Linked DNA regions of Homo sapiens: region 1 is linked to region 2. A link is a contact called in ENCODE Hi-C or POLR2A ChIA-PET data. All regions are on one chromosome and are shown on one strand. The core of a region is the stretch at or near the end of the contact, and the rest is flanking DNA. Distances in the headings are between cores, read along the strand shown. Region 1 overlaps RNF43 (ring finger protein 43). Region 2 holds the start of DYNLL2 (dynein light chain LC8-type 2).

Region 1 (2,700 bases), core at 63-2,562, 300 kb after region 2:
GGACTCCTTTTCTCCACCAGGTGAGGAACTCAGGGCTCAACCATCCAAAAATCATACTAATTAGTTCTGGGAAGTCAGCTGAGTTCTGACCACTGTCCCAGGAAAGATCTTTGTCACCCTCACTGACCTCCATCTTATAAGGAGTACCACTGAGCCCCCTTGTTTAGCTAGGTCTTATCCAAAGAAGTCCTCTGCAGAAAGGCCGAGGTCTTGACACAGATGGCAAGTATTGCTAGGGGTAATATCTAATTCCCACAGGCCCAGGATAAGGTCTATAGAGGCTTTGTCTAGGGCCCTTCTGAGGCATGGTCTTAACTCTTGCCACAACAAAGTAGTTAACTGAACTCTCACACCTAACCCAATGTGCTACTTGCAAACAGCCTTGACACAGTTTGCTTTATTATTTGATTTTGCTGTTCCTGTTCCAGCCAAGCTCACACCAGAGATGGCAGGAATCTGAAAACCTACTAGAATCAGATAAGTGTTTATTTTTGAGTAATTATTTAAGATTTCAATGCTTAAAAGGCCAAAGACTAAAGCCAGACAGTCCCTGTGAAAAACACCAAAGAAATGAAACTTAAGGAAACCAGATCATTTATTTAAATACGCCAGAGGCCCATCTGGACTACCGGCAGAGCTACTTGAGCATTGCTAAGTTTGGTGATTGCAGTGCAAGAGTGCGAAATAGCTTCATTAACATGGTTACTTCACACATAGTCCAGGTCTTTCAGGCTTAGTCTCCTGCTCAGAGGCTGTAGGGATTTCAAGGTGTCCTGCAAACTCTGCTCCATACTGCTGTCTTCCACAACTGGCTTGCCCTGGGGCTTAGAAGCCCTTTGAGGGCAGATACTGTCTCCAAATGGGCTGGCTCAATGAAATCTTCTATGCTCAGATTTGCATTGGCACAATGCAAGTGGGGATGGAATGAAGCTATGAAGCTTGCTCGGCTAGTCCCAGTCCCCAGATCCTGGGCAGTAACACACAATATTGTATTTACATTGCAAAGTGGCAAAATTATGGAGGATGGGTCTGGGGTTCAATAAAGAAAACAATAAAGGATCATAGGGGTAGTTGTACTCAGAAATAACATCAGGAGGAAAAGGACAAAATTATTCAAGCCACCAGCCAACTCAGATGCCCAGAGTCTCTCCTCAGAAGCCATTGGGGGGTTGACATTAGGCCAAGAAGGCTTCTGTTCAGAAGAGGCAACAGCCAGGAAGGGCTTGTGTTGGAGATAGCCCAAGGGCTCCAGCCTGACTGCTGACAGCCCTTTGACCACAGCTCTGAATCTTTGTCCATGCGGTGGCCCTAGGGAAGAGGCCTGCTTTGGGGGGACTGTTTAATGATTTGCCAGCAAAGAACAAGGCAAACAGACTGCTGGCAGCTGCCTAGATGCAACAGGAGAGTGGATTTTTATTCCCACCCACAGTGTAGCCTTCCAGGCAGGGGATAAAAGAAAAAGTGAGATGGCTCTGGGAGAGCCTGGGAGGGATTGCCATTTGGGGCTCAGAATTTCACTGGGTCTCTATGGATGGTGCCTGTATATCTCAGCATTGGTGCCAGCTGGTATTTCCATCCTCTGAATATTTTAGAAATTCCCAATAGTAGCATCTCTTGCGCTCCTAGGAACTAAAAAGTAAGATATATAAATAGCCTTTTATGGCAGAATTCTAGGCATTAAAGAGAATGAAAGCAGAAAAACACTGTCTTAGCTCCTAAGAAGTCTTTTACAGAAAACATATGATGGGAAAATAGCTTGGTTCTCTGCCAAATTATTTTTCCTTTCTCTTCCCATGGACGTTTCCCTATTTCCTTGGTTCTATAGAGAAAAAAAATGGCACCTCTCCTATCCCCCTGTGATCCAAAGACTGTGAGAACTCCAATCCTATAGCTCTCTACCTCTTTTTGCCCTTGACTCCCCATGCCAGTTCAAATTGGGCCCTTCTCCAATCCTTTGACCAGCCCTCAGTCCCCAGAAACTAAATACTTTCCCTCATATATTCCCCTGAAGCCATCTATACAAAATTCTTAAATGACACTTACCTCTTACTGTGGGTCAATGCTGCATTGTGACCCACTCTCTTACCTATTTCCTCCAGCAGAATGCCTGATTCTTAGTGCAATAAAACATTAGTTCTTTCCTCCTTCCTGCAAAGTAGAATCTGAGCTCCTTGAGGTCAGGGACTAGGTCTTATTCATCACTTAACATCATGCCATGCACACAGTAGATATTAAGAAAAATGCATGTTGAATCATCTGTTTTAATAAACAGATGTGAGGTAAAATATATTTGGTGGTTGCTCTGTCATTTTATCAGGATATGATTATTTTCAGATTTCTGCTTTCTCTTCAGAAACTTTCTGTATACTCCCTGTAAGTTTCAGTTTCAAAGTCAGCTTTAGAGTATCTTGACCTCATCACAAGGCAGAGTTCTCTTCTTTCCTGTTCACCATCATGCCTAGATCTCCTCCACAACCCTGAACAAAACTCACTTCTTTCTGGAGAAGCTTCCTGTTTAATAACCCATCCCGTTATGCTTTTATTGTCTCCTCTCAGTATCAGTGTACTGCTGAGTTATGCATAACCCTGAATGGGGAAGAAAGCAACAGCCTTCTGCCCCAAAGGAACGAGTCCCGGTCTCAGGAGAGTAACACCTGCCTGTAGGCTACAGCAGTGTATACACGTGCTCAATGCACAGGG
Region 2 (2,700 bases), core at 111-2,610:
TGATTTTTCCAGGTTTCCCCTGACACATAACGAACACTAACTTTTGATGCTTCAAACCAGAGCAGGCCAGGGCCAGGGCAAGTCTGACTTCCTGACCATGGTTTGGAGAGGCGAAGGGGAAAAGATGGGAGTGGGAGCTATCCCCGGCAGCTTCTTAATCCCTACTGTATGGCCAAAATGCTTGGTTCCCAATAAAGGCTCGTCAGCCCTTGAGGTAGACACTTCTGTATAAAACAGACCAGAAAGAAAACCGCAGGCCTGAGGATCTTTCCTGGGAGTGGGATGGAGTGAGGGCAGGCAGGCTCCCAACGCGCACGTTCACACCCACTCTCCCAGAAGTAGTCTCTTGAGCCTCCAGAGGGGCTGCTTCCTGGGTGCACCTCTTTTCAGCTAGAAGCAAGTCAAGCCTGACCTGCGGGATCTGGCAGGGCTCTCTGTACTTGGATTCTCTCCTTTATAAAGTGAGGGGTGTGGATGGGTGGTTTTTGAAGGCTCCTCACAGCTCTGACAGGCACCACCTCTGGGGGCTTCTATTCACTCTCCTCCAACCTTGTCTACCTGGACAGGCAGGGACAGACGACAAGAAATCGCTCACTCTCACCCCCATCCCAGGACCCCAAGGCCATAAATGTGCAAGGACAGCAGAGGCCTGCGTACCAAAGACACATCCCCATCAATTTTGCTTCGGCTCTGTCTCCATTGCTCCTGTAGACAAATACCGGCTGGGGGCCCAGCTGGGAGTTTAGGTCCTTCAGCCTCAAAGAACAAAGGAGGAAGAAGGGACCTTCCCGGAAGGTGAGGGGAGGGAGTCCTGGGGCTCCTATGCCTCTCCCTCTCCATAGGGCTGGCTGTCCCTCTCTTTCTCACAGATACGGGAGGAGGGAGTGTCCTGTCTTTTCCTCTGAGGCTGGTGACTTCATCTCCTCCCCTCTCTAAGGTTGGGGTCTCTACCTCAGCCCCATCTGTTCCCTGGGTCTGAAATCTCCATCCCCCTCTCCCTTTTTTCTCCTTGGGACTGGGGGTCTCCACACCCTTCCCTCTCCTCCTCTCTCAGGACCATGTCTCTTTATTCCTTTTCAGGCCTGGCCTCTCCAGCCCCGGGGGGAGGGGTCCGCATTCCTCTCCTTTCTTAAGGCCACGGCTCCCTCCCCCACCCGCTCCAGCTCCTCCTCCCCACCCCCTCCCTCCGCCCCGAGGCATTGTGGGAGGAAACAAGATGTGGGGCGAGAGCGGCGCGGGGAGAAGCCCGCAGTGCGGGGCCGGGCGGGCTCAGCCAATGGGGAGCGCGGACGGCGGCGCGCGCGGCGGGGGGGCGGGGGCGGGGCACTATTTCAGCGGGGGCCGCGCGTCGGCCGCGCTCAGCGGCAGAGCGGAGCGGAGCTGTGAGGCGCCAGTGCGGAGCGGGCGGGCGGGCGGGCGGCGTGAGGCGGAGCGCGGGCGGCCGGCGAAACTCCAAGGGCGGACCGCGGCAGGGAGCGATCGGCCTCGGGCTGCGGGAGCCGGAGACCGCGGCGGCGGCGGCTGCTGCAGCTGCAGGAGGAGCCCAGGGAACACCGCCCCTGCCTGTGCTCTGCCTCGGGCCATCGCTCCTCCCCAGGGCCCAGTGCGGACTCGCCTCCGTGAAGGTGAGCGGTGGGTGGGGGCGTCCCCCGGGTGGCGGGCCTGTGTCCGTCGCGTGCGACTCTACACGACCCGGCCCTCGCCGCGGTGGCCCTGCGGCCTCCTTAGCCGGCCCCAAGGCCTGGAACAGGGCTGGCCCCGCAGCCCTTGGCGTTGACGGTCCGGGCAGCGCAGCGCGCCCCCGCCGCCCCTCCCTCTCGGCGCAGCCCGGGCTGCGCCACCCTTTGCCCCGGCCACCCTCGTGGCGCTGCTGGAGGCCCGGGCTGCGGAGCTGCCGCTGCCCCCGCCCCCGGGAGTCTCTCTGCGCTGCGTGGAGGCCCCTGATGTCAGGGGCCGGGGAAGAGGGGGTGGAGAGGGCTCGGGCGTGACGCGGCTCCTCCTGCCGCCACCGCCACCCTCTGGGGCGTCCTTCCTGCAGCGAGGACGCCCAGTCACTCCGGCGCTGTTCCAGGCCGGGTGGGGGAGGGCGGCCGACCGGCCGGGGCCTGCGGACCTGGCCGGCGGCGCGGGCGGGAGGTCGGGGGGAAGGAGGATGCTTCCTCGTTCCCCAGGTGCTGCCCTTCGGGACCGCAGCGCTCTGGAGGATGGGATAGTGGAGGGATACGGCCCACTTGGAGAGCCCGAAGAGGGAAGTAGAAGTGTGTGTGTATTGGCGGGTGGGGATGGTGGTCCGTGTCATTCGGAGATTTAGCCTTTTTTTTTGGTTGCAAAACCAGGAATAGAGGATGGGAGCTGTCCTGGGGTGCCCTTTGTGCTTTTCACAGGAGCCTTGGCTCGTGACTGAGGCTGCTGGCCTGGGGCCCTCTGGCCATCTTCCTCCTATCTGGAGGCCCAGGTCCCTTGCTTTTTCCCAAGGAGGGAGGGGCTAGGCTGGACACCTTCCTGTGCTTTGCTTACCGGCACCTTGGACAGGGGTGGTAGGGGTTGGGCTTCACCTCTCTCAGATGCCTGGGGGGCCATTGTAGTCGTAAGACCAATATTATGTAACCGCAGGCTCTTTCCTGGAGAGTAAGGTGGCTTTTAATTACTGTAACAAAGTTGCTCCTTTGGACTTTGGGAATGAGGCAGTGGAGCAGGTGA

Evidence for each region. Hi-C counts contacts between places; a loop is a spot of excess contacts on that map. ChIA-PET counts read pairs that join two places held with the same protein, here RNA polymerase II (POLR2A). Pooled maps may share reads with other maps.
Region 1: a loop to region 2 is called in a pooled map, with 2.4 times the contacts of the local background. The contact joins the enhancer-like site here to the promoter of DYNLL2 in region 2. A Hi-C loop is called at or near these places in 1 of 50 pooled maps. POLR2A ChIA-PET finds 5 or more read pairs at or near these places in 2 of 52 experiments (WTC11 and activated CD4-positive, alpha-beta T cell).

Annotation. Positions count from the first base shown.
Region 1 is chr17:58,380,084-58,382,783 of GRCh38, forward strand. All of the region lies in intron 2 of RNF43 (ring finger protein 43), which reads right to left. Among named protein-coding and RNA genes, the nearest start is that of SUPT4H1, 29 kb to the left of the region's middle. RefSeq lists an enhancer at 2,223-2,352. Within about 2 kb of position 1,313, at least 7 of the 41 ENCODE cell types and tissues checked have a DNase peak (open chromatin) inside an H3K27ac peak, as active enhancers do.
Region 2 is chr17:58,082,059-58,084,758 of GRCh38, forward strand. DYNLL2 (dynein light chain LC8-type 2) reads left to right here and starts at 1,361. Exons shown (of 3, transcript NM_080677.3): 1 at 1,361-1,625. DYNLL2-DT (DYNLL2 divergent transcript) reads right to left here and starts at 1,146. Exons shown (of 3, transcript NR_110809.1): 1 at 658-1,146; 2 at 1-558. RefSeq lists an enhancer at 1,090-1,384 and silencers at 1,101-1,450, 1,461-1,520, 1,561-1,980, 2,021-2,150.